Regions from separate parts of the Homo sapiens genome. Here regions 1 and 2 are each linked to region 3. Evidence: chromatin loops called from intact Hi-C (ENCODE). Cell type or tissue: PC-3. All regions are shown on one strand. Links, peaks and the distances in the headings refer to the core of each region. The heading gives the core; the rest is flanking DNA. Region 1 holds the start of TRG-TCC4-1 (tRNA-Gly (anticodon TCC) 4-1). Region 2 has its middle 8.2 kb from the start of DUSP12. Region 3 holds the start of LOC124904443 (a long non-coding RNA gene).

Evidence for each region. A loop is a pair of places that touch in the nucleus more often than their neighbours do. Peaks named below come from ENCODE experiments on the same cell type or tissue, not always from the same donor. Only the 100,000 strongest peaks of a DNase experiment are listed, where the experiment ranks them.
Region 1: a loop joins it to region 3, with 2.4 times the contacts of the local background. A loop is called at or near these places in 11 of 110 quality-filtered maps.
Region 2: it touches region 3 in a loop (5-fold over the local background); 12 of 110 quality-filtered maps call a loop at or near these places.

The regions. Positions count from the first base shown.
Region 1 is chr1:161,434,810-161,444,747 of GRCh38, forward strand. It overlaps TRG-TCC4-1 (tRNA-Gly (anticodon TCC) 4-1), which reads right to left and starts at 5,433; the gene lies at 5,362-5,433. TRD-GTC2-1 (tRNA-Asp (anticodon GTC) 2-1) reads right to left here and starts at 6,087; the gene lies at 6,016-6,087. It overlaps TRL-CAG1-1 (tRNA-Leu (anticodon CAG) 1-1), which reads left to right and starts at 6,724; the gene lies at 6,724-6,806. TRG-GCC1-1 (tRNA-Gly (anticodon GCC) 1-1) reads left to right here and starts at 8,495; the gene lies at 8,495-8,565. RefSeq lists a silencer at 5,512-5,751 and enhancers at 6,694-7,551, 7,552-8,409, 8,410-9,267. In PC-3, for the core only: CTCF peaks have their summits at 5,667 and 5,877; a DNase peak (open chromatin) is centred at 5,712; H3K4me3 peaks cover 1,275 bases; H3K27ac peaks cover 513 bases.
Region 2 is chr1:161,736,608-161,746,545 of GRCh38, forward strand. No RefSeq gene overlaps it. Among named protein-coding and RNA genes, the nearest start is that of DUSP12, 8.2 kb to the right of the region's middle. RefSeq lists enhancers at 2,391-2,600, 7,437-7,596. In PC-3, for the core only: CTCF peaks have their summits at 2,304 (motif pointing left) and 5,041 (motif pointing left); DNase peaks (open chromatin) are centred at 2,304, 5,034 and 7,674; H3K27ac peaks cover 1,335 bases.
Region 3 is chr1:161,376,681-161,386,618 of GRCh38, forward strand. It overlaps LOC124904443 (a long non-coding RNA gene), which reads left to right and starts at 8,720. Exons shown (of 2, transcript XR_007066693.1): 1 at 8,720-8,918; 2 at 9,782-9,938. It also overlaps the pseudogene RRM2P2. In PC-3, for the core only: CTCF peaks have their summits at 5,670 (motif pointing left) and 5,875; DNase peaks (open chromatin) are centred at 5,701 and 5,981; H3K4me3 peaks cover 981 bases; H3K27ac peaks cover 2,326 bases.

The DNA.
Region 1 (9,938 bases), core at 1,241-9,240, 58 kb after region 3:
CCCTGGGCCCACTGTTGTTTCTCTATACTTTGTCTCTGTGTCTTATTTCTTTTCTCAGTCTCTCATCCCACCTGACTAGAAATACCCACAGGTGTGGAGGGGCAGGCCACCCCTTCAACTTTTGGGTGGTGTCTGCATATTGAGCAAAACCATCTGTGAACCAGACCCTAGTCTTCTCTTCCTCTGTCAACTGATCATAGGGAACTTCCAATGAAGCCATCGGTGCAGGCTGGGGGAAAGAAGGCAGGGTGGCAGGAGTGGAGACCATGGCCATTTGAGCCACTTCCTCATGTAATTTACTTGTGTCTTCAGGACCAGCTTGGGCCTGATAACATATATACCACTTCGATTGGATGATGGAATGCTGCTGTGCATGACTGACTTTATGGCTAGATGGGTCAGAAAGCACCCAGTTCATGATAGGTAGTTTAGGTCGCATGGTGACTTGACCCACACTCAAACGTTCAGTTTCCACCAAAGCCCAGTAACAGGCCAAGAGCTGTCTCTCAAAAGGAGAGTAGTTATTTGCAGAAGATGGCAGGGCCTTGTTCCAAAATCCTAGAGGCCTCTGCTGTGATTCACCTATGGGGGCCTGCCAAAGGCTCCAAACAGCATCCCTATCTGCCACTGACACCTCAAGCACCATTGGATCTGCTGGATCATATGGCCCAGGTGGCAGAGCAGATTGCGCAGCAGCCTGGACCTGTTGCAGGGCCTTCTCCTGTTTTGGACCCCACTCAAAACTGGCAGCCTTTCAGGTCATTTGATAAATGGGCCAGAATAACACACCCAAATAAGGAAGATGTTACCTCCAAAATCCAAATAGGCCCACTAGGTGTTGTGCCTCTTTCTTGGTTGTAGGAGGGGCCAACTGCAGCAACTTATCCTTCACCTTAGAATGAATATCTTGACAGGCCCCACACCATTGGACCCCTAGAAATTTTACTGAGGTGGAAGGTCCCTGAATTTTAGTTGGATTTATTTCCCATCCTTTGGCACACAAATGTCTCACGAATAAGTCCAGTGTGTTTGCTACTTCTTGCTCACTGGATCCAGTCAGCATAATGTCATCAATGTAATGGACCAGTGTGACATCTTGCAGAAGCAAAAAGTGATCTACATCTCTCTGAATAAGATTATGACACAAAGCCGGAGAGTTGATATACCCTTGAGGTATATTGCTGGCCTTGCCAGCTGAAGGCAAACCACTTCTGGTGGACCTTCTGGACAGGAATGGAGAAAAAGGTATTTGCCAACTCAATGGCTGCATACCAGGTACCAGGAGATGTATTAATTTGCTCAAGCAATGAAACCACATCTGGTACAGCAGCTGCAATTGGAGTCACCACTTGGTTAAGCTTATGATAATCCACTGTGATTCTTCAAGATCCATCTGTCTTCTGCAAAGGCCAAATGGGAGAGTTGAATGGGGATGTGGTGGGAATCACCACCCTTGTGTCTTTCATGTCCTTGATGTCACCATCAAGGGGTGTGATATTGTTTTTTATTTACTATTTTTCTAGGTAGGGGCAGATCTAATGGCCTCCATTTGGGCCTTCCCACCATAATAGCCTTACCAGTCAGGGAGCCAATGTGGGGGTTCTGCCAGCTGCTAAGTATGTCTATGCAAATTATGCATTCTGGCACTGGGGAAATGACCACAGGATGAGTCTGGGGACCCACTGGATCCACTATAAGTCGGACTGAGCTAAAACTCCATTAATTACCTGACCTCCATAAGCCCCTACTTTAACTGGAGGGCCACAACGACATTTTGGGTACCCTGGAATCAACGTCAGCTCAGAGCCAGAGTCCAGTAGTCCGTGAAATATCTGATCATTTATCTTTCCTCAATGCATAGTTACCCTGGTAAAAGGCCAGAGATTTACTTGGGGAAGGATTGGAGAAAGATTCATTGCATAAATTGTGGGTAATGTAGTGGGGTCCTTCCTCAAGGGGAACTGGCCTCTCCTTCATTCAAAGGGTTCTGGGTCTGTAAACTGGCTCAAGTCTGGAAATTGATTGAGGGGCCATGATTCTCTGTTTTTATCATTCAAATTAGCCTTTTGTCCCTTCAATGTAGAATTCTCCTTATATAAATTAAGTAGAAATTCAGTAGGCTTCCTACCAATTTAACTTCTAGGAACACAGTGATTAATTAGCCAATGCCAGAGCTCTACATGAGTCAGACTATTGTGATTGCTGCTTTGTCTCTGCTGTCCATTACGGCAGCTACACCCACCTTGTCTTTGACGACTGAGTGCCACCACTTGGCCCCTGACACCTTGGGATCCAATTATTCCCATTGTAAGTAAATTTTGTAGTTGGTTGACTGCAGTTCCCACTGTTAGATCTGACATATAGAGAAGAGTAATTACAGGGCTCTTCAAAGATGCAGGTGCTGCCCTCACAAATCTATTTCACAAGGCATTAATTGCAAGGGTATATCTTCTGGACCCTCCCAGCTGGGATGAGTAGGTCGAAAGTGACTAATTCACCTCACCATCCCAATCTCCCTAAGCCTTTGGATCCATTCCTCTACATTAAACCAAGGGAGATCAGGCATTTCCAGCTTGTTAACAGTGGGCCATCTTTTAATCCATATTTCAGCTAACCAAGCAAATAAGCTATTAGAACCTTTTTTTTTTTAAACTCCCTGAGCTGCAACATTAAATGGAGAGTCCCTACTTAGTGGGCCCAAATCAATAAATTCAGCCAGATCCACCTCTGTGTTCCTTCCACCATTATCCCATACCCTCAATATCCATTCCAATGCCTGTTCTCCAGATTTCTGTTTATATAAATTAGAGAACTCAAGCAGTTCTTTTTGAATGTAGTGCAACTCCTCATGGGTCACACTTTCAACCTCACCTCTAGGAGCCTGCCAGGACTTTAGTTATAGGTCTAGAAGCAAACAGAGGTGTTGGGAGTGGCTCCTAAGGAGAATCAACATTATTTTGCCTGGCAACTGCCTCAGAGGAGGTCATCACTGTTGCCTCAGGCAGCACAGGGTTTATCTCCTCAGACAAAGGTGGAGAGGCTGATGGCAGCATGGGTCAAGGAGGGGATGCTGCCACTACTGGGGATGGGGAAGCTGTTCCTTCTGGCCAAAAAGGTTCATCAGAGTTTACAAGCTCAGTGTCCCCAGCTTCATCAGGTAACTCCCACACATCCCCATTCCAAGGTGCAGGGTCCCATTCTTTTCCAATCAATGCCCTCACTTTAACAGCAGACACCTGGCAAGGCTGTGCATGCACCTTTCATTGCAGATCAGCCACTGACATAAGAGCTTGTGTCTGTTTTTCCACAATTTCAGCTGTTTCCCTACAGGAGATAAGACTCTCACTCAGGAAAATCTTAGCAGATTTGAGGCTCAGTATCTGCTTCTGAAGCTGAAAGACAGAATCCCTGAGTTCATCATTTTCTTTCATCAATTTGTCCACTGAACTTAGGGGCAAAAAAACAGCTTCATTACATTCATTGGTTCTCCACATATGTCCAAAGGTATTATGTATAGAGTCACTAAACTCCTTGACTCTCACAAGTGGTGAATCAGGAGTGTCAAATGCATTTGTTTTGCATAACTTTCTAAACAGTTCACACCAAGGACTATCAGTGTTTTCCATCGCATTAGAAGTAGAGTCTTTAGCATTATTGGGTCTAATCATATTAAGTAGCTGACTCCAGAAACCTCAAAACCAATGAGAGAATTCCATCCTTAATATTCTATTCCTCTAGAACTACTTCTGGTACCAAAATCTGTACAAGTTAGGGTTCCCTAGAGGGAAAGTACTAACGTGATATATGTATATATATCCACACATACAAACACACACACGCACACACATAGAAGTTTATTAAGTATTAACTTACACAATCACAAAGTCCCAAAATACACTGTTTGCAAGCATGAGGAGGAAGGGCAGCTAGTCCAGGGGTCAAAACAGAAGAACTTGGAATCCAATGTTAAGAGGGCAGGAAGCATCAGGCATGGGAGAGAGATGTAGGTGGAGAAGCTAAGCCACTCTCCCCTTTTCACGTCTTTCTGCCTGCTTTATATGGGCTGGCAACTGATTAGATCGTGCGCACCAGATTAAGTATGGGTGGGCCTTCCCCAGCCTATTGACTCAAATGTTTATGTCCTTTGGCAACACCATCACAGATACACCTAGCATGAGTACGTTGCATCCTTCAATCCAATCAAGTTGACACTCATTATTAACAAACACAGCCATAAAAAAAAAAAAGAATGAAATCCTGCCATTGGCAGCAAAATGACAGACACTGGAGGTCATGATGTAACATCAAATGAGCCGGGCACAGAAAGACAGAGAGGGCAGGTTCTCACTACTATCGTGGCTGCACAAAAAGTTCACCTTGTGGAGGTAGAGAGTAGAACGATAGACACCAGAGGCTGGAGAGGCTGTGTAGGTGACTGGGGTGAAGAGAGGTTGGCGAAATGGGTATGAGCATGTGGGTAGATGGAAGGAATACGTTCTAAAGTTCTATGGCAGACTAGGGCGACTAGAGGTAACAACGATGTATTAGAGTGTGTTTCCAAAGAGCTGGAAGACAGCACATGAGTTGTTTCCAACAGGTAGAGATGACAGATACCCACTGGATGGATACCCACAGATACTGTACAACCCCTCAGTTGATCATGGATCATTACGCAATGTACAAGCATCACCACATGTCACAGGAATCCCACCAATATCATGTCTGCATGAAGAAAAACATAGTCATGCTACAAGAGTGATTGTCACAGCTCTCCCTCCCCAGCGCCATAGCCCGTGGTCTCGGCTCCTCAAGTTCTGCTGCCATTTCTACCAAAGCCGCTGACACCCGTGGAGCCCAATCAGGGATCCCGCGCTCAGGGTCTGGCATGCCTTGGAAAAGCCAGTGAGCTTGCTGGCATGAGTGGCTCTGGCGGGTGGCCCAATCATTAGGCGTAGATCCCCCTCAGCCGAGAGAGAAGTGGCCCCTCAGCCACCCGGCTTGGACTGGCGGAAGCCGCTCTGCTCCACACTACTGGAGCATTCCGTGGCCAGAAGAGAGTGCGAGGGTGCTGCTGGTGGTGGTGGTGGGTCACCTGGCGACAATCCGAGGAGAAAGCCTGACCTGGCCAGTGGGCTTGGCCGCTGAGAAACAGTGGCAGCGAGGTGAGCACATGACAAGGAAGAGCTGCAAAGCCGATGTTGCGAAGGTGGCGTCAGCCAGGCCAAAAGGACAGATGGGTGGAGGTAGGTAGCACACCCTCCAAACACCGCAAGCCTCCTTCCCCGGCGCACAGGCACGCAGCCACAGGCCAAGCTGCGACGCGAGCTCCGCGCGCGGGATCTCCGCAAAAGGTCCGCCCGATGCGTTGGGCGGGAATCGAGCCCGGGTCAACTGCTTGGAAGGCAACTATGCTCACCACTATACCACCAACGCCGCACGGCGCGGGCAGCCCCGCCGCGCCGGCCCGGGGCTCCCACCAGCGCGCCGCCGACGCCCGGGGCAGGCCGGCCCCGACGCCCGGTCCGTCCGCCCGCCCGCAGCTCCGCGCTGCCGCGGCCTCTCCAAAGGCCGCCCCGCGCCCCACCGGTGCAAGGCCAGCGCGGCTGACCCGTTACGCCCGCCTGCCTCTGGGGGCGCTCTCGCTCACTCGCCGCCTCGGGCCCCCAGAGCCCTTCCCCAACAGGTGCCCGGGGGGGAAACGGCCGGCGCCGGCAGGGTCCCCACTCCTACGCTTCCCACCGGGCGCAGGGCCCCGTGTGTCGCAGAAAGCCTCTTCCGACAACCACTTTGAGCCGGCAGCTCGTTGGGCGCCGTGCAGGGCCAGAGGAGGCCTCCCGGCTGCCGCTACCAAGCCGCGGACGAGAAGAAAAGACAGGAGGCCAAGGAGGCCCAGAAGGCCAAAGGGCCAGGCAGGCCAGGCCCGAGATGGCACCCTGCGACTAGCTGGAGGGCGGAGGAAGGAGAAGGAGGGCCCACAGGCTGGGTCCGAGGCGGCGGCCCAAAAAGCACGGCTGCCTCCCCGTCGGGGAATCGAACCCCGGTCTCCCGCGTGACAGGCGGGGATACTCACCACTATACTAACGAGGACGACGGCGACGGTCGCCGGGACGCCAGACCCCACTCCGACCGCGGACGCCTAGCCCTGCCTTGATCCCCTCCCCCGACGGCAGGGGCCGGGCGCGTGCTCGCCTTCCACCCGCCGCCCGCCGCCCGCCACCCGCCACACGCCACCCGTCACCTGCCACCCGCCCCCCGCCACCGTTGGCACGACCTACCCCGACACCCAACAAAGCACCCTGCGATCCCGCTGGGACCCGGAGCCGGAGCCGGACCCCGACAGGTACCGGAGCGGCGTGGAACCTCCCCGCGCGCCCTGCCTGCTGTCTCCAACGCGGGGATCGCGCCGGGGCAGGAGGAGGCGCGGGCGAAACAGTCAGGCCGCTGCTCCTAGGACGCGGTGGGCGCACGCCCTGCGGGGTTCGGCGAGCGGAGGCGCGGGGGCTGGGGCGTGCGCCGGCGGCGGCCGGCCCGACGCGGACCCTTTGGGTCCGGGGTGGGGACGCGGGGGCGTCCACGCCAACGCCAGCCGGCTCCGTTCACTTGGCGCCCGCTCCCCCCGCGCGGTCCGTCGGTTGCGCACCGAACCCAGACAGGCGCCGGCCAAGGGCGCAGGCGTTCGCGCCGGGTCCCAGCCATGCCAGCGGCGAAGCGCCCCGGCGCGCCGTCAGGATGGCCGAGCGGTCTAAGGCGCTGCGTTCAGGTCGCAGTCTCCCCTGGAGGCGTGGGTTCGAATCCCACTCCTGACAAGCCGACCTTTTGGCCCGCCCGCCGGAGGGCAACGCCCATGGCAACCCTGGAGCACCTTTGGCCGCTTCCTGCCTTGAGCCCTTGCCCGCTCTCCAGACTCCAGCCCCCTTGAAGCAAGCCTCCAAAACGCCGCCGCTTCTCAGGCACGTCCGTTCTTCCTGCCCACCCGCCGGCTGTCGCAGAAACAGCCCAGGACCATGCGCCAGCGCCCGCGACCCTCTACCAATTGCCCTTCGGACAGACGCCCTCCCCACCACCTCACACGCCCTCTTCCCTGGCCCCACACACAGCGAGCGACCGCGACCACCTTCCACGCTCTTCCCTGCCTATCTCCTCCGCCCGCCTTCTCCTCACTCGCCCAAACAGACACAGCCCAGATTCTTCCCCTATTCCTCCTTTTCCCTCCTTCCTCCCACCGGCCTCCGCCCACCGCCCACCGCCTTGAATCGCCGCTGCGCTGCCCAGAGGCGTCCTGGCCTGAACAGCCCGCCCGGTTTCACCCTCCAACTTCTGACCGCTGAGCAGCAGCGAGCGACTCGCTCGTGGAGCCGCACACACGTCTCCCACCAGAGGCACGCCATCCAACATCCTGTCCTTTCCTCCGACCCCTCGGACCCCGGCCGCGCATTCCATTCTGCCGACACCCTAGCCAGGTCGCCGATCCCACCTCGCTACCTGTGCTCCCTTCCCGCTAACACCTGCCTGCCGGCCCACCTGCAGCCCGGACGCCTGCCGGCCAGAGGCAGCGGGAACCCTGCACACAGCCGGGCAGGCGAGTCCAAACCCGGAAAGACAGCCCAAGAGGAATCACGAGCGGAAGCCCTAGATCCCCGTCACCCGCCCACAAACGCCTGGCCCCGCCGGGACCAGCTCTGCGCCACAGCGCATCCCCACGCGGGAAGCCGCGGCCTGGGCCGTCCCAGCCACACCCAGCGCGCCTTCTCCAGGGTCAGCCAGCTGCGGCTCTGCCGAAGCGCTCCTCCGCTCCTTTCTCGCGCTCCAGCCTCCCTACCAGCCCAGGGGGCCGGACCCCAAGTGCGAGCCGGTGGCGTGGGTCAGAGCGCAGGAGCGAGGCGCCCACGGACCTGGTCTGCGTTTCTGAGCCGCACGCCACGGCTGCGAGACCCGTTCCCCATCGCCGCCCCCGCTCGCTGACACACCCATCCCGCCTCTCACCTGCTGGTGACACAAGTGAGAAGGCTGGCCCCACGGTGGTGAAAAAAAAAAACACCACACGAAAGAAAGAAAGAAAGAAAGAAAGAAAGAAAGAAAGAAAGAAAGAAAGAAAGAAAGACAGAAAGAAACAACAAAAACAAAACACAAAAACTCTGGGTCTGTGCCGGGGATCCGCGCTCAGCAAGGCCCGCCACAGCAAATCTGCCCACACGGGCATTCGGGCGCGGGCCACGGCCGGTCCTTCCCCTGGAGACCCCGGCGGGCAGTCTCTCGACCCTGGGCGGCAGAGAAAGCGCAAGATGGGACGAGTCGGCCTCTCTCCCTCCGCTCTCCCTCCGCGCCCCGCCTCAGGTCCCTCGACGTGACGAGAGCCTCCCCTTCTGCTCGCCCCATCGGGCCAGCCTCTCGTGGACGCTGCAATAGGACGGAGGCCCACGGCAGGCGGTGACCAGTGAACGGCGGCTGGTGGCGAGTTCCGCTGTGCCAGCTTCCGTTGGCGTTTGCCATCGGTGCATGGGTGGTTCAGTGGTAGAATTCTCGCCTGCCACGCGGGAGGCCCGGGTTCGATTCCCGGCCCATGCAGCACGCCCTCCCATTTTGGTGCTGCAGCAGCACCAAGGCGTAGCTGCGCTCGCCTCTGCCGCCTCCTTACACTCGGGGCGCGCGAGCGAGTCCGGCACCGGCTGCGCTCCCACGCGCGACGGCCCTCTGCCCTTTCTTCCGTGCCTCTCTCGACTGACTTAGGGATGAGCCTACCCCCCGCACCCACACACCTTGGTGACAACAACCCCTCCAGACACGAGAGCGCGCCAGACACCAGAACTTGGCAGCCTCCTGGTCCTGTTTCTCTTCATTGCCCTGCCACCGCCTCTGCCCGACGCATTTCACTTCACGGAACACCGCCAGGCACCACGGGCTTGCAGCCACTCGCACCACCCCTTCTCTTCACATTTCACCGCCTCGACCTCTCTCTCTCTCTCTCTCTCTCTCTCTCTCTCTCTCTGTCTCTCTCCCCCCCACCCCTCGCTGGCTCCCCACATCCAGAAAATGATGCCATGGTTGCCCTTCCAGTAGGAAGGAAGTCGCGACTCCAGGGAGTAACTCATCACTTTCCCCTAGTTGGTCACACAGTCCTTAACGCGACCACACGAGTGTACGCGTGGCATGTGCACCGTCTATATTCACCGTGTTCCGGCTACTCCACACTCTCTCCCCTCATTCTGCCGGCACCACCACCGCCATGTCGCAACTCCCAACCTAACCCCAATCCACCACTTTAGTCGAGGATGCTGCCTTGTTTCTCCCCCTCGGACCTCTTTTCATCTCAGCCCCAGACACATGCCTGAGACGTGAATGTGCGTCCTGAAGACGGCTTATTTATGTCTCGGGTCCAGTTGCATTCCCTACCCTTTTGGGACGTGGGACGTGGCCTCCAGTCGCTCTGTCACGATGTCTCTCCCACCCTGGGCTGCTTGCCACCTCACCCCAGCCCCACTCCATACTCTGACCGCCCAGCCCAAGCAGCATCCCAGTCTCGCCGGCGCGGGTCCCCTTTGACCACACAGACTTCGTTCCTGCCCAGACCAACCGGCTGAAAATGTAGTGTTCCCAGCAGCCTTCAGGCTCAGCCCTCCCTCCCCCACCTTTGTCTCACGCCACCCACCCCTTCACTCACACACACACTCTGACGCGCACACACACACACACACACACTCACACTCTCACTCTCTCTCTCTCTCACTCTCTGTCTTTCTCTGTCTCTCTCTCTCTCTCTGTCTCTATGTCTCTATCTCTCTGTCTCTGTCTCACACAGCCAACTCTCCGTCTCGCCGTCAATGCCCCTCTCTCAGACGACTCATATCCCCCAGCCCTGGCCTCCTTCAGCCTCTTCAGACTCACGCCAGCTCCGCCACCAGCTGGGATCCCTCCGACCTATGGCATAGGCAGCCCGCGAG
Region 2 (9,938 bases), core at 1,117-9,116, 360 kb after region 3:
TAAGTAAGAAGACAGACTTACCTTTGGATAAAGACTGGAGGTCTGATTAACATCTAGAATGGGCATCCTGATTTAGAAATTGAAACTATACTTGTAGCCTAAAGTCATTATAAGACTCTCCATTACCTAAAGAAGCAGAAAAATCATGGCTATTTGCAAACTTTAATGTACACATGAATCACCAGGGCGCTGGGTGATTCATGTGTACATTAAAGTTTGCCAATATCCACGGCAAATGCAGATTGTGATTCAGTGGTCTGGGGTGGGGCCTGAGAGTCTGCATTTCTGAGAAGCTTCTAATTGATGCCAATGTTGAAGGTTCTTGGGCCACACTTTGAGTAGCAGGGTGCTGTGAGCCAGGGAGGATTACCCACACTGAATACATTTTAAATTGATTTTGAAAGATAAAAGAGCTACATTTTGATCAGGTAATGAATTGTGCTTTTAACATACAAGTTACACTTTATTTAATTTTTCAAACATTATTATGAATATAGTCTATTTGAAAACTTCATACTGTATTAAAAAAATGTTAAGCCTATTTTTCTTGCCATCCTCCCACCCACTCCCTCAGTGGGTTATAGATGTAACCACTATTTAACAATTTGATGTGCACTCTTCCAGGCCTTTTATTTTAAAAAAGAGCTTTTTAAGTATATTATTATATTGATCAGGATTCAATTTCAGAGAACAGAATTAACTCTAGCTGGATTAAGGAGGAAGGAATTTATTACACAGTATTTAATAGCTTACAAAATGGTTGGGAGAGATGAAGAGACAGACTGTAGTTTGTGTTCTCAGCAAAGTTTCCCAATATCAGTTCAACAAGGGAGTTGCTGCCTCTTCTGAGATCAGAAATTTGCCAGCCTTGGGTCACACAGCCATTGCTATGATTAAGAAAACAGTCACGATAGAAGAGACACTGCTATTGCTACGGTGCCAAGACCATACCTGTCTTCTATGGTCCAAGGAATGGATGCTCAGGGCCCTGCCCCTAGCAACACAAAGCTAGATCCTGGACACTAGGTAGGTACTATTGCTGGTAAAGAAAAACCAAAATCTTTCTCAACCAGGTTTCCAGAAGCAACATCAGCTGCAGTAGTACAGCCTCCGCTTCACTTTTACCTTCCATGTGTTGTATAAGGGCTTCTGAATGGCCAGACTTAAATTACACCAAGCACCTCACTGCAGGGGAGTCACGGTCCCTTTTACATTTCCAGGCTCTGCAGTTCAGAAAGGCACTTGAGATGGTAATGAGTGGATGTTGACACCACCTCTACAGACAACAAAGGGGTTAGTCCTAGAATTTTATTGCTGGAAAAGACTTAGGGATTTAGTCTAACTTGTTAATTTGAGAGAAAGGAAATTGAGACCCAGAGAGCTGAAATGACTTGATAGTGATGGAATAGAAATAGAACTCCAGCCATTTACATGGAGTTGAATGTAGCCTAACGAGATAGCTTCCTCTCCAGGACTCGTGATATTCTCCAGCCCCATTGGGCTTATTGCCTATAAACTTACCAGAGAGATTGTTTTCATCTAAAGCACACCTCTTTGCTCCCCAACTTTTGTTTATGCAGTTCATTTTGGGGACCAAAATGCAAAACCTTATACCTTATATTTATCTCTTTTAAATTATGTCTTTGTTAATGTAATAAGACAATTTTTGATCCCAGTACAGTCCCTCCCAGCTTGTAACACATGCATATTAGGTAAGCATATCTTTATGCTCTAATCAAAATTACTTTTTTAAAAAATTGAATAAAGCAGATGAAAGAAATTTGGGTGGAGCTCTATCTCACTAGAAATCTATTTCTTGATCGCTACCTATCTGTGTTGTACTCTTTTGGTATGATTGTTTGACCAATTACCAGCCTAGTTGACTGTTCTCTCTCTATTTTTTTTGTATTTTTTTTTTTTTTTTGAGACAAAGTCTTAATCTGTCACTCAGGCTGGAGTGCAGTGGCACGATCTTGGCTCACTGCAACCTCTGCCTCCTGGGTTCAAGCAATCCTCCTGCCTCAGCCTCCAGAGTAGCTGGGATTACATGTGCTTGCCACCATGCCTGACTAATTTTTGTATTTTTAGTAGAGACAGGGTTTCGCCATATTGGCCAGGCTGAGTAGTTGACTGTTCTCATATTGAGCTCATAATTATCTCCCTTGTCCACAAGGAGGTCTGTCCAGAAGCCTAGGGAAGTACCCAGTATATGAACATTTCCCTAATCTGCCTGTCTACTCATCCTGTCAAAAAAAAAAAAAAAGAAAACCAAAAAAACAGACTATCAGGGCAAGACCATTCTTGGTAAGCTCATGCTGGCACCTAGTGGACACTGCTTCTTTTTAGGAGCATTTACAAGCCCTTCCTGCAGTCATCTGCCCTGAGAATATCATTTTGGATTGGAGGCAGCCTTAAGGTTTGATAGCCTGAAGGTATAGAAGCAGGTGGGACTTGCCCATGGAGTACCCCTGTAGCCCCAGTAAGGGGATTTGAGATCCTCTGTGAGAGGGCTGTGAACATGAAGCCTGTGAGGGACAAGGACACGAGACTGCAGGAGCCCTGGCCTATGACAGCACTGCGACTCTGTGGCCACCATAAGGGCGGATGTGGCCAGGGTGACTGAACACATGTTCCAAGACAGCTTGCAAAGTCTCAAAACTAATTCTCCTTTTTGCCTAGACATGCCAGGCACATTGAATAAAACAACTTCAAGTGTCTTAGCCTTCATGTCTCTGCCACCTTTGCCTCATCGCTCTTTCTACCACCCTTTCCAGGCCCTTATCCCTCATTTCTTTCACCCGTGGGAAAGACCCAGCTTAAAGTCACCTATTCTAAGAATTTTTCCCAGCTTCCTCCAGCTAAAATGAATTATTTCTTTGTCCCAGCCGCCAAAGTATTTTGTTTGTACTGTCAATTGAACGTATGGTTTGAGACATCTGGGAGAAAGAAGGGGATATATTTGGTGGTAAGGAGATATGTTTGTTGGCATGACATCTTAAAGGATTTGGAAATAATCTGTGGACTAACCTAAAGTTTACAGGACTTCTGATTTTTCTAGTTCAAAAATCCTTTAGGGAATATTAGAGAAGGCATTATTGGCCTTAACTTTTTTTGGATAGGGGCACAGAAGTTCAGAGAGCTTAACTGGCTGGGCCAAAGTTATTTAACTACTACGTGACAGAACCAAAATTTAAATCTAGGGTTTGTGCATGCAAGTCCAGAGCTCTTTCCACTATAACACACTGGCCTAAGTGCAGGCAGCAAAAGCTCTCCAAGGTTGTGACGGGACCCATGGCCATTCTCTGCATTTTGTCTGTCCGGGGAAGAATGGAGGGAGAGGGTTTGTGCAAAGTGTCACTCAGCAAACCCTGATGTGGAATGGGGAACATCTGTGGTCTCCCTTGCCCCACTCATCTGACTCTCTGTTTACCAATTTCTTCTTGAATCAAAAAAGGAACTGAGAGCATGGCCCAAATGTCACGAACCGGTTCCTGCCCCAGCATTTCTCAGAAGGACAGATAAACAATGTGATGGATGTGCTAATGTTGGGTTGGGTGGGGAGGGTCGGAAGTTGGGCAGGAAGAGTTATTTGCTCAGTTGGCCAAGTTATTCCTACGCAGTGAGAGGGCTTCAACTACCAATCCATTATCGCTGGTCCTAGGGTTCTGTAGAGCTGAAGTTATTGCCTCAGAATCTTGATAATAGGTGCTACAGAAGGAGGACACATCTTTACAAAGACGAGCCTCTAAATGAATATGCAGACTTAGGGATGTGGTTGTGGCAGGGTAGATGATTAAGATCTACTTTTCTCTAAGTTCTCATGGCCATTGAATTCCTGGACTGGTTGTGTAGTGATTTATCTCTGCCCAACAGCTTTTCTCACCAGTCACCCATAGCCATTTCTCCAGGCCACTTCTTCACCATAGCTCCAGCCTCTCCTGTTCTGCATCCTCTCTGAACTGCCTCTAGTGCAGTGGTTTAACTTAGAATTTCTTTATCGCACTAATGAGATATGTTGTCCATTCTTACTACGGCTCTGCAATGTGCCTATACTTATTCCTATTTTACATATTAAGGAGCTGAGACTTGGGAAATCAAATAACTTTTTAAGAGTACACGATTACCTATTAGTAAGTAGCAGGCCCAGATGCAGCTTGGGATTCACTTCTAGGTTTTCTCTGGCCTCAGACTATGTGCCTCAAAGACAGTGCTAAATTTGAACTCATCACGTCCTAGGTACCTACCTTCTATAGAATCATGTTATTATTCTTCCATTTATATTTTTGTTCGACATTGTTATTTGGGAGCCTCAAAGTATATTTTCACATCTGTCCTAGATCTTAAGTCGCATTAAGAACATAATTGTAAAAATTGACAAACAGTTACTGATAACTCACGGATGCAGGAGGGCACTGGTGGCAATGCTGGAAATATTAATAGAAAGAGGAACTTGTATTTGGACCATGATGAGGAGGTGATGAGACAAAAGAAGGGAAATTTCTCTGTGACTGCTCAGCAGAGATCTGCACTTATAGTAAATGTTCTATAGATGATAATTATAAATCACAACTGTGACTATGCTCTAGAAGCCCACAAGTTTTGAGAAACAACTAGAGTAAGAAGACTGGGGTCATGTGTATCCGCATGCGGTCAGCCTTGTTACATAAAATGGGTGCCTTCTCAAAAAAGCAAGCCATCGCACACTTGACGATCTCTTAGCATTTATAAGAAATTTTTGCTTACTCAATATTCATCAAGATTGCAGTTTTAATGGTGATAAAAACAAATTGTGGCTGTGTGTGTGTGTGTGTGTGTGTGTGTGTGTGTGTGTTTGTGTGTATCTACTAATCCTAAAACAGAGAGCCTCTTCTCCTTTCCTTGACGGGAAAGCAACCCAGCTCCCTCTCTAAAGATAGCATTTCCTTCCTTGGGCCTAACATCCTGATTATGCTCTTACAGGGCTTCCATATTCATTTTTCCTTTTTTCAAGACAAGTGCAGAGAAAACGTATTTTACCAAAAGGCAAATAATGCCCCCTAGTGGCTAAAATCCTAAATACAGAAGCTGTTAAATTCACTCCCAGTTAGATATATACTGAGCCAGCCTCTGCGGGCATTCAGTAACAATCGAGATGTGTCTCCTGCCCCTATCCTTGAAGGAACTTATGCAGTAATTTTAGGGAATTGAGAAGGGAAATCTCACTTCTAAGGATACCATAATAAAATGTCAGTAAATGAACCCTTACGTTTCACCTCTTTTCCAGAATATAAATATCTATTATTCTTCATGGTGAAGAATTTTAATAATACTAGTTGAAATAGATAAATAAAAACTATATAAGAAGAAGTACATAATGCATTTCATGTAAGTCTCTCTCATAATGCCCACTCCCATAAATAACTAGTTAATGGTTTTATATACCATCTATCTTTCAACATTTTTCATATATGTGCATACATATATGTATTTTTAAAGTAAATGTGCTCAGACATTTCTACTTGTAAACCAGCTTTTTAAAACTTTATGATATAACCATACAATCCAGCAATCCCACTGCTAGGTATATACCCCAAAGAAAGGAAATCAGTATGTCAAAGAGATATCTGCACTTCCGTGTTTGCTGCAGCACTATTCACAGTAGCCAAGATATGGAAGCAACCTATGTGTCCATCGACAGATGAATGGATAAAGAAAATGTGGTACTCATGTGATAGAGTACTACTCAGCCATAGAAAGAATTAGATTCAGTCACTAGCAACAACATAGATGGAACTGTGGATCATTATGTGAGTGAAATAAGCCAGGTAGAGAAAGACAAACATCGCACGTTCTTACTTATTTATGGGATCTAAAAATCAAAACAATTGAACTTATGGAGATAGAGAGTAGAAGGATGGTTACCAGAGGCTGGGAAGGGTAGCTGGCGGTTAGGGAGGAGGTGAGGATGATTAATTGTTACCAAAAGAAAAAGAAATAGAATAAGGCCTAGTATTTGATAGCACAACAGGATGACTATACTCAATAATAATATAATTTTACATTTAAAAATAAGTAAAAGGGTGTAATTGGATTGTAGCACAAAGGATAAATGCTTGAGGGGATGGATACCCCATTTTCTGTAATGTGATTATTACACATTGCACGCCTATATCAAAACATCTCATGTACCCCATAAATATATACACCTAGTATGTACCCACAAAATAAAAAAATATTATTTTAAAAAACTTTCTGATATAGCTACCACATCCCTCTTTGTTATATTTCTTAGTAGTTGCCTAGTATTTCACTGAATTGATAAAACAACCCATTTAACCAATCTATTACTTGTAGTCATTTAGATGTCTCCAGTTATTCAATATTATAGACAGTGGATGCTGTATCGGCAGTCACCAAGATCATCCTCAGGCTCCCTCAGGCTCCCTCAGGCTCACTGATTTACTAGGAGGATTCACAGAACTCAGAAAAGCTGATATACAAAGTTATGGTTTATTAGAGTGAAAGGATACAGATTAAAATTCAGCGAAGGGAAAAGGCCCAGGGGTGAAGTTCAAGAGAAACCAGGTGCAAGCTTCCAGGTATGGCCTCCCAGAAGAATTTGTACAGAGATGTGCTTAATTTTCCCAGCAATGATGCATGGCAACATGTGTGAAGTATTGCCGAGCAGGAAGCTCACCCAAGCCTTGGGTTTTTATTGCGGGCCAGTTGCATGGGCATGCGTCACCTGCATGACTGACCTTACCTACTCAATTTCCAGCCTCCCGGAGGTCAAACTGATACAGCATGGCCCAGGGCCTCAGGCATACGGAAACAGGCTTTACCATAGTCACGCTGTTAGCATATCTAGTCAAACTGATATAGTGTGGCATGAGGAGTTGGTCAAGGGCCAGTCCTCCCGAAGACAGACCATTCCTTGAACTTGCAGGGCTTGAGCAATCAGAACCTGCAGAGTTAACCCTTTACTACACATACGTCTTTTATATTTATGATCTGAACACTGACTAGGCCTTCAGCAGCCCGTTCCCACAGGTCTGCTTCCATGTATGCTCTCCACAGAGAGTATTCACATATTCGCCACTCTCCTCAGGCAATTTTTCCTCAAACTGGCTATTCTTCTCACAGCTCTATCCTCACAGCATATAAACTAGGTTTTTATTTCACCCAGAAAATAGAAACCATCAGAAGAGAATGCCTTTAACTTCTTGCCGCCAAAACTCCTGAGCCTCCCTTCATCCCCACCCATTATTTTCTTCTTTCCTCTGGTTACCATGGAAAAGGTTAATCATCCACTGGGCTTTGGATCCCATTCCACCCCCTAATTAATTCAAGGACTCCTTTTCTCCTGTATCTTTAACTGTTTTCCCTCTTCTGATATGTCTACAACTTTTCCTATAGAAAAAAGAAAAAGAAAAGAAACACCTCCCTCTTGCACACTTCCCTTTGGGTATGGTCTCTCCTTTCTTTCATCTTGAAAGTTGAGTCCACACCTACCACCTCCATTTTCCTGCTTTCCACTTCCTCCTTGCCTCCTGCAATCAGGTTCCATTTCCCCAACCCCACTCCCAACAATCTCACCGAAACTACTCTCGCTATGGATACTAAGACCTTGTGATTGTTAAACCTGATGAAAGCTTTTAGTCCTCACTTTATTTGGCCTCTCTAGTATGACTCATCCTTGGTTTCTAAGATACCAAATTTTCTTATTATCTGTTCCACTATGACTCAGTTTCTGTTGTGGGTTCCTTTTGCTTATGTGTCCCTTAAATCTTATTTTTCCTCAGCAATTGCTCAATTCTTTTTGTATTTTATTCTCTCATCCTAGGCAATCTCATCAATCCTAGTTCATTCATAAAATGATGACTGGGGCTGGGCATGGTGGCTCACACCTGTATCCCAGCACTTTGGGAGGCCGAGGCAGGTGGATCACCTGAGGTCAGGAGTTCAAGACCAGCCTGGCCAACATAGTGAAACCCTGTCTCTACTAAAAATACAAAAAAAAAAAAAAAAAAAAAAAATTAGCCAGGCAGGGTTGTGCGCACCTGCAATCCCAGCTACTTGGGAGGCTGAGAATATCTTGAACTGAGGAAGAAGAATAGCTGAGGCAGGAAAATAGCTTGAACCCAGGAGGTGGAGGTTGCAGTGTGCTGAGATCGCACCACTGCACTCCAGCCTGGGCGACAGAGCAAGACTCCATCTCAAAAAGAAAAAAAAAAAATGATGATGATGATGATGATTGGATCTCTTTTTTATCTCTTTTCTGAGGGTCATATCCCAGTCTCCAGCCAGCCCAGCCAATGATGACATTTACTTTTCTCCAAACTGTCCCTCCTCCTTTGTTCCCCATCTTGGTGAATGAAATCATCATCCACTCAATCACTCAAACTAGAAATAAAGTTATCTCTTATTCCTCCCTCTTTCCTCTCTCATATCCATTTGGTCTCTAAGCCTCCTCCCTTCTGCCTTTTTAATCGCTCTTAAACACATTCCCTTCCTCTGTGTTTCCTCTACCAGCACCCTTCATTCCTTGACTCAATTATTGCCTTAATTCTTAACCAGACTCTGCCTCTAGAATTGTCCTCCCAGCCTATTCCACACACTGTAGTCAGGGTTGTTTTCTAAAATACAAATCAAGTGGCATTATTCTGCTGCTTAAACTTCTTTAGCATTTGCACGATCTTTAGGAAAAATTTAAAACTTCTTAGCAAGGCATACGTTGCCCTTATGATCTGGTCATGCCTATCTTTCCAGTGTCCTGAAAGCAACTGTGAACACCATCTGCATCATCCTTCTTTCTCCCTTTTCCAACAACACATTTACACTTCGATGGGGCTTTCTGGCCTTTGTGCCTTTGAAGATGTTGGTCCTTCCGGTTAGAACTTCTTTCCTCATCTCCCTCCTTTTTCCCTGACAAATTCCCACTCATCCTTCAAGATGCAGATCAAGCATCACCTCCTCTGGGAGGCCATCCCTAATTACCCTCCTTCCATTAGGATTGGATGCCTCCATGTGCTCCCTTAGTACACGGCCCTTGCCTCTACTATAACACTAATTAGCTATTTACTTACTTTCACTCCAGCATTTCACCAAGTTCCTTGAGGGCAAAGACTGTCATACATCTTTATATCCTCAGCATCTACAGTCGTGCCTTATTTTACTTAGCATAATGTCCTCAAAGTTTTTATTGTTGTTGAGATGGAGTCTTGCTCTGTCACCCAGGCTGGAGTGCAGTGATGCGATCTCGGCACGCTGCAACCTCCACCTCCGGGGTTCAAGGGATTCTCCTACCTCAGCCTCCTGAGTAGCTGGATTACAGGCATGCACCACCATGCCCAGCTAAGGTTTTGTTTTCATTTTTGTTTTTTAGGATGGAGTCTCGCTCTGTTGCCCACGCTGGAGTGCAGTGGCATGAGTTCAAGGGGGTTCAAGTGATTCTCCCGCCTCACCCTCCCAAGTAGCTGGGATTACAGGCGCCTGCCACCATGCCTGGCTAATTTTTGTATTTTTAGTAGAGATGGGGTTTCACCATGTTGGCCAGGCTGGTCTTGAACTCCGGACCTCAGGTAATCTGCCTGCCTTGGCCTCCCAAAGTGCTGGGATTACAGGTGTGAGCCACTGGGCCCCGCCTTTTTTTTTTTTTTTTTTTGTATTTTTAGTAGAGACAGGTTTTCGCCATGTTGGCACGGCTGGTCTCAAACTCCTGACCTCAGGTCATCTGCCAGCCTCAGCCCCACAAAGTGCTGGGATTACAGGCATGAGCCACCGTGCCCGACCTCAAAGATAATCTATGTTGTAGCATGTGACAGAATTTCCCTCTTTTTATATGGCTGAATAATAGTTCATCATATGCATATACCATCTTTCTTTCTTTCTTTCTCTTTTTCTTTCTTTCTTTCTTTTCTTTTTCTCTTTCTTTCTCTCTCTCTTTCCTTCCTTCCTTC
Region 3 (9,938 bases), core at 993-8,992:
GCACACACTCACACTCACTCTCCCATACATTTCCCCAAAGGGAAATTTCAGAACGTGTTAAACCACTCCTGGGTCAAGGGGGAAATGCAAAATAAATTGCAGGGGTTTGTTTTTGTTTTTCTGACAATGCAAGGCAAAGCCTTTATTCATTTTAATGTTGCACAAGTGTAAGGACCATATAATCTGGGTTTATTTAGGTAACAATAAAAGATAGAAAATCTCATATTACAGAAATTTTAAAATTGACTATATAATAAATGATTAGGAAAACTAAAAATAGAACAGGACAATGTTCAAATAGATAATAAAATTAACAAATGGGGCCAAAAGATCAACACATATCCTGCATCATCTTTCATGTAGTGTCTCAGCTTTCTTTTTCCCAAACATAAAGGCAGATTAATTCAAACTAGCCCTATTAAGAATATTAGTTTGCCAGGTGCAGTGGCTCAAGCCTGTACCCAGCCTAAAAAATATTTTCTAATTTCAAAGACATGTAGGCCGGGCGTGGTGACTCATACATGTAATCCCAGCACTTTGGAAGGCCAAGGGGGGCGGGTCACCTGAGGTCAGGAGTTCGAGATCAGTCTGGCCAACATGGTGAAACCCCGTCTCTACTAAAAATACAAAAATTAGCCCACCACCACGGTGGGCCCTGTAATCCCACTTACTCGGAAGGCTGAGGCAGGAGAATGGCTTGAGCCCGGGACGCAGAGGTTGCAGTGAGCCAAGATCTCACAACTGCACTCCAGCCTGGGCAACAGAGCGAGACTCTATTAAAAAAAAAAAAAGGGCCATATAGTAAATGTAAATGAATTAACTATTAACTCACACAACCTACTTAAACAAGACTAGAATAAACAACTTTTAGGAACCAACTCCAGTTGATTTCACCACCTAACAGGAGCAAGATCTTAGGTGGGTCATTTTGTTTAAGGATGACTTGAAATTTTACAATGCCACTGTAGTCCCCACATATAAAAACTCTTCAATAATTTTTTCTTATCAACTAGAAGTTGGGGAAAATATAGTGAGAAATAAAATGATATGGCTTCTCACACATATGAAGGCCCAGATCATGCCTAAATTTCTCATCTGTCTTTGCCGTGAGAGATTCCTTAATCCACAACACTCTACTCAGATAGGACAGAGAATCCCAGGACACTCCCCAGGCCACAGGATAAAAAACACTACCTGTCTTCTATCTGGCACCAACAGACTAATATCTAGCTATATACAGGATTGACTTTAAAGTTGATTAAGGAATATTTTAATTCATTCAAGAAAATAAAATTTAGAAATTATATGCTTAGTCTACACAAGTTTAACTTACTTTAGTTACTTAGTGAATTTTGAATTGGCTCCAATTAGTGGTCAGCAGAATACTTTGGTGTAGAAACCAAATAAATCAAGCTATTATTACCTTGATAGTACAAACAATGTTTGTAAAGTGCCAGTTTTATATTTAAGTAAACAAAATCTGCTTTGAAGTAGGGAGGCTGCATCTTTCAACTGCCTGTGCTAGTTAAGTGAATGTTTAATCCTGCTGGGCCAAGCTCACTAGAGAGTCACCCCTCACTTTAAAGCCAAGACTGCTGCTGTCACTGCTATGGTAAGTCACAGCCAGCCAGCCTGCTGGCAAAAGGTGATACCACCAGCATTATAAATAAACAGGCCTGGTCGTGAGGTAGCTACACAGTTTTAAAGATGCTGTTAATGGCCGGACGCGGCGGCTCAAGCCTGTAATCCCAGCACTTTGGGGGGCTGAGGTGGGTGGATCACCTGAGGTCAGGAGTTTGAGACTAGCCTGACCAACATAGAGAAACCCAGTCTCTACTAAAAATACAAAAACTAGCTGGGTGTGGTGGCGCATTCTTGTAATCCCAGCTCCTCGGGAGGCTGAGGCAGGAGAATCGCTTGAACTCGGGAGGCGGAGGTTGCAGTGAGCGGAGATCGCGCCATTGCACTCCAGCCTGGGCAACAAGAGCGAAAGTCCGTCTCAAAAAAAAAAAAAAAAAGAAAAAAAAAGAAGATATCTTCCACTGCAGCAAAGGCTACAACACATTCACCATAGGTAGCCTCTTTGTCCCCAATACAACTCAAGGCCCAATTTGCCTTCTTGACACAAGGTGTTTCAATGGTGTTGAAGAGAAATTCCCTTTCTTTGGCATCTTTTATGTAAGTGTCAATAAGGAGACTATACATTTCAGAATGTGTGTTTTCCATGGCAATTTGGAAGTCATAGAAACAGCGGGCTTCTGTAATCTGAACTTCTTGGCTAAATCGCTCCACCAAGTTTTCATTTACTATGCCATCACTTGCTGCAAAGAAAGCCAGAACACGGGATATAAAATCACTCTCCTCGGTCTCCTCGGTTTAAGGAAGCCTCCGCCTTCTTATACATCTGCCAAATATCATGGTACTCGTTGGGGAAGATGATAAAGTGGCGGGGTCTTCTCTCAGCAGTGGTTCATCCTCCACGCCAGGAGCAGCTATTTTAGTTTTCGGCTCCGCTGGTTCCTGGAAGATCCTCCTCGCCGCCTTGCTGGCCAGGATGCGAGTTCCGCTCAGGGTCGAGGGCGTGTTCTCCTTGTTGGCCAGACTGAGAACCTTCAGCAGCAAGAGCTGCTGTTGCTGTGGGTCAGCGATGGAAGTGATCCGGACGCGGACCGAGAGCATGGTGGTGGCGCGGGAGAAGTTTTTGAAAATAGCAATGAAAACCCCCAGAATTTATGGGAAACAGCAAAAACAGCTATGAGGGAAAGGTTTATAGCATTAAATACCTATATAAGTAAAAATAAATAACAATCCAACTCAAAATATTATACACAAAACCCAGGGTAAACCGAATGACACAAAAATAAGAAATTAGTAAAAATAAAGGCAGAAGTTAATGGGTTTGAAAACAACAACAATAACAATAACAATGGTAGCATTATATTAATTAAAGAATCCAAAACTGTTTCTTTGTAAAAATAATTTTGATAATTTCCTAGCTAAGGAAAGCACAAATCCATGAAACTGGAAATAAAGTGACACAAAAGAAGAAATTTGAAAAATATTCTTGTAAAAATATTTTAAAATCTACATTAAATGGATTTTTTTAGAAAATCCAATTTAACAAAATTTGCCCCTATAGAGACAGCAAATTTAAACCGGCCAAGTAACATAAAATAATCATAGAAACTAGTTAAGGAGTTCCCCTACAAAACAAAGCAGGCCCAGATCGTTTTACAGATGATTCTACCAAACTTTAAAAAACAAATCTTTAATTTTTAAAACTATTTTAGACTATGACAAAAAAGGGAAAACCCCCAAAATCATCTTGCAAAGTAAGTATAACATTGATTTCCAAACCTCAATTTTAGAATCGTGACAAAGACTGTAACAAAAAAAACCATTATAGATCAATTTCACTTTTGTATTAATATTGATACATATATATAAAACATTAGCAAAGTGAATCCAACAGCATGTTAAAAAATATTTATCATGACCAACTGGATAATATTCCAAAAATGCAAGAACATATAATATTAGGAAATCTATTAATATAATCCACCATATTAATTGATCTAAGGTGGAAAAAATGTTTGATTATCCCCATAGATGCAAATTGATAAATTTTACATAATAACAAAAAAAAGTAAAAAGACTAATGGGAAAAGAAATTTATAAATTACATTACAAAGGAGTAATATATTTGATTCAGGAAAAACTTCTAAAAATAGGGAAGAAAAAGACTAATAGCTCTGTAAAAAACTGGGCTAGAAAATGGGGCCAGCCTGATCTGTCCTAAAAATTTATTTTAGGCCGGGTGTGGTGTTTCATGCCTGTAATCCCAGCACTTTGGGAGGCTGAGATGGGCGGATCACCTGAGGTCAGGAGTTCGAGACCAGCCTGGCCAACATGGGAAACCCTTTCTCTACTAAAAATACAAAAAGTAGCTGGGCATGGTGGCATATACCTGTAATCCCAGCTACTTGGGAGGCTGAGGCAGGAGAATTGCTTGAGCCTGGGAGGTGGAGTTTGCAGTGAGCCAAGATCGTGTCATTGCACTCCAGCTTGGGCAACAAGACTGAAACACTGTCAAAAAAAAAAAAAAAAAAAAGATGGAATAGTTTTGTCAGTACATGAAAATGTGAGGGGGCCAGGTGTGGTGGCTCACACCTGTAATCCCAGCACTTTGGGAGGCCGAGGCGGTCTGATCACGAGGTCAGGAGTTCAAGACCAGCCTGGCCAAGATGGTGAAACCCCGTCTCTACTAAAACAGCAAAAATTAGCCAGGTGCAGTGGCAGACGGCTGTAATCCCAGCTACTCGGGAGCCTGAGGCAGGAGAATCGCTTGAACGCAGGCGGCAGAGGTTGCAGTGAGCTGAGATCTCGCCACTGCCCTCCAGCCTGGGTGACAGAGTGAGACTCAGTCTCAAAAAAAAAAAAAAAAAAAAAAAAAAAAAAGAAAGTGTGAGGGACTCTTAGTGGTTGTCTGTTTGTATGTATACTCCTCAGTAAAAGAGGGTTGTTTTGTGTATGTGTGTGTGTTTTTGTTTTTTTGTTTGTTTTTTGAGACGGAGTCTCGCTCTGTTGCCAGGCTGGAGTGCAGTGGCTCCATCTTGGCTCACTGCAACCTCCGTCTTCCGGGTTCAAGTGATTTTCCTGCCTCAGAGTCCCAAGCAGCTGGGACTACAGGTGCGCACCACCACGCCCAGCTAATTTTTGTATTTTTAGTAGAGACGGGGTTTCACCAGGTAGGCCAGGATGGTCTCGATCTCTTAACCTCGTGATCTGCCCGCCTCGGCCTCCCAAAGTGCTGGGCCTGGCCAAGTGTGCTTTTTTGTTTGTTTTTCATTACAAAAAGAAGAAGGGGCCAGGCACGGTGGCTCACGCCTGTAATCCCAGCACTTTGGGAGGCCGAGGCGGATGGATCACCTGAAGTCAGGAGTTTGAGACCAGCCTGACCAACATGGAGAAACCTCGTCTCTACTAAAAATACAAAAATTAGCTGGGCTTGGTGGCGCGCGCCTGTAATCCCAGCTACTCGGGAAGCTGAGGCAGGAGAATCACTTGAACCCAGAAGGCAGAAGTTGCAGTGAGCTGAGATCGAGCCACTGCACTCCAGACTGGGCGACAGAGCAAGACCATCTCAAAAAAAAAGAAAAAGAAAAAGGAAGCTGAGCTACAGATTAAACAAACATTTCATAGAGAAGGAAATACCATGGCCGGCTGCGGTGCTTATGCCTGTAATCCCAGCACTTCAGGAGGATCACTTGAGGTCAGAACTTCCAGACTAGCTGGGCAACATAAATGAGACCTCATCTCTACTAAAAATCAAGTGATTACCTTTAGGGAGAGAGAAGGAGTGATATGGAAGGTGTGGAGGTAGATGATAAACTTATTTAAATATGCCTTGTTTTATAGCGTTTATTTTGAAACCCAAGTATTTTACATAGTTATAAAACAAAATTTTAAAAATTTCTAAAATAAATAAATAAATTCTCTTCATTTTTACAACAAAAAGATTTTTAAAGAAGAGATAGTTGGCTATAATACAAAAGCTATATAAACAGTTAATACCTCTGCTTCCTCTCAACTTGACACAGATCATATTGTTTTCTTTCTTGAGATTAAGTCTCCCTCTAGTGGAGACTAGTTTTACAACTAATCCCCAACACCCAGCACCACAAAGGAAAATATCCTTTGCCTATTTCCTCCTGCTGCTGTAAAATTGTATATTTTAGGTATCAGAGTCTTGAGAAGGAGGACGTGGTAGAAGATACTGAGCAATGGGATAGTAAAGAGCTGGGGACAGAGTTAAGTTTTATAAGGAATTAGGGATATGAGAAGCTCTAAGAGCCAAGATTTGGGTTATTCAACTCAGAATGGGCAAGGAACCTCAGCTTCATGATGGTAAAAAATTCCACCACCTCTGCCCAGAAAAAGGTGATTCACATCCTGATATCACTGTGTACTCAGGGAAATAGCTCCCCACAAGGCATTGCATTAGGGAGAAACTATGGTGAGGAACAGCGATGAGCAGGACATGAAGAGTGATGGTCCTAAGCCAGATATGATGTCATGAGGGTGAACTCCAGGACCTCCTGTCCTTCAGGACGATCCCACAGTCTCACTAACCACTGAGGGCAGATGCAGAAAAGCTTTGCCTTCCCAGAGACTGATCAGGGGAAAAGGTACTGGCACAGCCTCTTCAGTTCCTGGCAGGGACGGGCAGAGACTAGCCCACATTGAAAGTGGCCCCTTGGGGGATTATGGGAGGATCCTTGTGTCCTGGGCTACCCTAGGTCTCATCTGATCTTGCACAGTGAAAGCTACTCATGGAAGAACTCCCTTAGCAGGGAAGCCGTTAGAGTGAAATCTTTCCTAACATTGACTCTGGTTTGTGGAAGTATATGACATTTTTCTCCATTCTCTGTAGCACTGTGGTCTTACCCTCTGAAGAGAATGTTTGTTGGTTGCCACCTCAGCATGTATCTTCCACCCCCTTTACAATTTTTGATAAGAACACAAAAAGAAATGAAGACTAAAAATGGCCCAGTTTCCTAAGATTGTTTTCTGATCCTATAAAATCTAATTCCTTAATGCAGCTCTGTGGTCCTGCTCTTTTGCATACCTAGCTTGAGAATGCTGTCTAGGAAGGGACTCATTTGAAGAATTATTATTTCTGCCAATTCCCACATCTTTCTTTCTCTTGCCTTCACTTCCTCCTTTAAGAGGTGAATTTTCAGACACATTAAAATTCTGGAGGAAAAAAGTGGGCTAATTAGGTGTGGTGACCCTTCCTGGATGCAAAATGTAGCATAATTCTCTAGGAATCCATCAACAAAGAAGATAGGCCATTGAGGAAGATATCTCTCTCCCCAAACATATTGGTTGCTAAAGGCCAGCCCCCAGACCATGATTCCTAAAGTAACAAAAGGTAATGTGAAAAATAATGGAATGTTATTTAGACTTGAAAAGGCAGGAAATTCTGACACATGCCAGAACATGGATGAAACTTGAGGACATTATGCTCAGTGAAATAAGCTAGTCATGAAAGGACAAATGCTGTATGATTCCACTGATATCAGGTACTTTGAGTAGCCAAATCATAGAACAGAAATTAGAAGAGTGGCTGCCAGGAGCTGAGGGGAGGGGTGATCGGGAGTTATTGCTTAATGAGTACAGAATTACAGTTTTGCAAAATGAAAAGAGTTCTGGAAATGGATAACGGTGATGGTTGCAAAACAATATGAATGTATTTAATACCACTGAGCTGTACACTCACAAATGGTTAGGATGATAAATTTTATGTTATATAATGTTACCACAATAAAAAAAATTGGGAAAAAAAGCAATATGACACTTACTGAGGACTGCCAAGGAGTAATGAAAGGAGATACCAGTGACTGATGCCAGGATGAGATCTTGTGTCTCTCTTTTTTTTTTTTTTTTTGAGACAGAGTTTTGCTCTGTTGCCCAGGCTGGAGTGCAGTGCCATGATCTCAGGTCACTGCAACCTCTGCCTCCTGGGTTCAAGCAATTCTCATGCCTCAACCTCCCGAGTAGCTGAGATTACAGGTGTGCACCACCATGCCCAGCTAATTTTTGTATTTTAGTAGAGATGGGGTTTCACCATGTTGGCCAGGCTGGTCTTGAACTCCTGACCTCAAGTGATCTGCCCGCCTCGACCTCCCAAACTACTCTAAATTTTACCCTCTCCCTTGTCTTTTGTCAGAAATCTTGCACAGAGTAATTTCCTAAAAAGTCTAGATCAAATTAAAAAACTAAAAAAAGAAGCTGGACTACAGTCTATCTAGATCAGTGTTGGTAGTCGCATCATCATTATAGTAGTGATTAAATTAAAATGTAACCAAAAAGGTTTAACTTATTTTTGCAACAACCAAATGTAAAACTAGAATAATAATAGCACATTTTGCATATGAAAAAATTGAAGCTTAGGAAAGTTAAGTAACTTCTCCAAGAACACACAGTAAGTTGTAGAACCAGTTACCAAACTCAGGTAGTCTGGCAAACCCCCACACCAGCCTGTTCCCAAAAGTCCAGACCCTGAAATCTGAAATCTCTAGCCTTCATCTAATTTGATTGGTTAAACAAATTGAATAAATTTATTTCCTACGGGAATGCTCAGATGTTTAATTTCTTTTCTTTTTTTTGAGACGGAGTTTTGCTCTTGTTACCCAGGCTGGAGTGCAGCCTTGTTACCCAGGCTGGAGTACTCGGCTCACCGCAACCTCCGCCTCCCAGGTTCAAGCGATTCTCCTGCCTCAGCCTCCCTAGTAGCTGGGATTACAGGCATGTGCCACCACACCCAGCTAATTTTGTATTTTTAGTAGAGACGGGGTTTCTCCATGTTGGTCAGGCTGGTCTCAAACTCCTGACCTCATGTGATCCACCCGCCTCGGCTTCCCAAAGTGCTGGGATTGCAGGCGTGAGCCACCGCGCCCGGCCTGTTTAATTTCCTAATGTTTACTGAGACTCTTCAAGAGTGGGAGAGGGATATAATATACAGCATTTCCTCAGTTTATTTAGCCACTGAATTTATTTTTTGTAAGCATCTCAAGGAACTTGAGCCCAAATTTTGCAAAACTGCATGTAATATACAATGTTGCTTTTGTTTGCCTTTTCCAGCTACTGTAAGAGAATATTTAAATTATTTTATCTCACTTAGAAACATTTTTAAATTGAGATATTGAGAACTTGATTTGCCCAAGGTCATAATCAGTTAATATTGGAATCAGAATGAGAATCTAGGTCTGGCCACAATTTCAGGTGTCTTCTTTTAAAGTTATTTATTTTTAAACACTTTTTTTTTTTTTGATACAGGATCTCACTCTGTCACCCAGGCTGGAGTGCAGTGGCAAGATCGAAGCTCATTATAGCCTCGACCTCCCCAGGCTCAGGTGATCCTCCAATCTCAGCCTCCCGAGCAGCTAGGCCCACAGGCTTGCACCACCATGCCCAGCTAATTTTTGTATTTTTTATAGAGACAGGGTTTCACCATGTCGCCCAGGCTTGTCTCGAACTCCTGGGCTCAAGTGATCTGCTTGACTCGGCCTCCCAAAGTGCTGGGATTACAGGCATGAGCCACCACTCCCAGCCTAAAGTTATTTTTTTAATTAGAGAAGGAATACTAGCAGATTTCATTGTAGCAAATCGAACAATACCAAGCAGTTACCTAGGTGAACTAAGTAAACCCCCATAGCACTAAGTCCTGGTTATCTATTTCTGTATAACCACTTTGAAATTTAATGGCTGTGGCAGGTTGTATTTTTCTTTTCTTTTTTTTTTTTTAAGAGGGAGTTTCCCTCTTGTTGCCCAGGCTGGAGTGCAGTGGTGCAATCTCGGCTCACTGCAACCTCCACCTCCTGGGTTCAGGCGATTCTCCTGCCTCAGCCTCCCAAGTAGCTGGGAGCCACGTTAGCTGCGCCACCACACCCAGCTAATTTTGTATTTTTAGTAGAGATGGGGTTTCTCCATGTTGGTCAGGCTGGTCTTGAACTCCTGACCTCAGGTGATCCGCCTGCCTCGGCCTCCCAAAGTGCTGGGATTACAGGCGTGAGCTATGGCGCCCAGCCAGGTTGTACTTTTTTCAAGAGAGTTGTAACAAGATATTCCACACCACATGCTCTTCTTTAGTGTGACACTCCTCCCATTAAGAGGTGGAGTCTGTATTCCTTCCTCTTGAACTTGGGTGGGCCTGTAGGTAAGGTGGAAGTGATGCAAGGTCAAAAAAGGTTATACATCTTCCACTTGATTGTCTTAGGAGTCACTCAGAATCCAGCCACCTTGGATATGAGGAAGCAGAGCAACCTCATGGAGAAACCACGTAGGTGTTCCTGCTGACAATCCTAGCCGAGATCCCAGCCAACAGCCAGCATAACCTCAGACATATGTTGAAGTAAATTAAAATGGAGACCAGG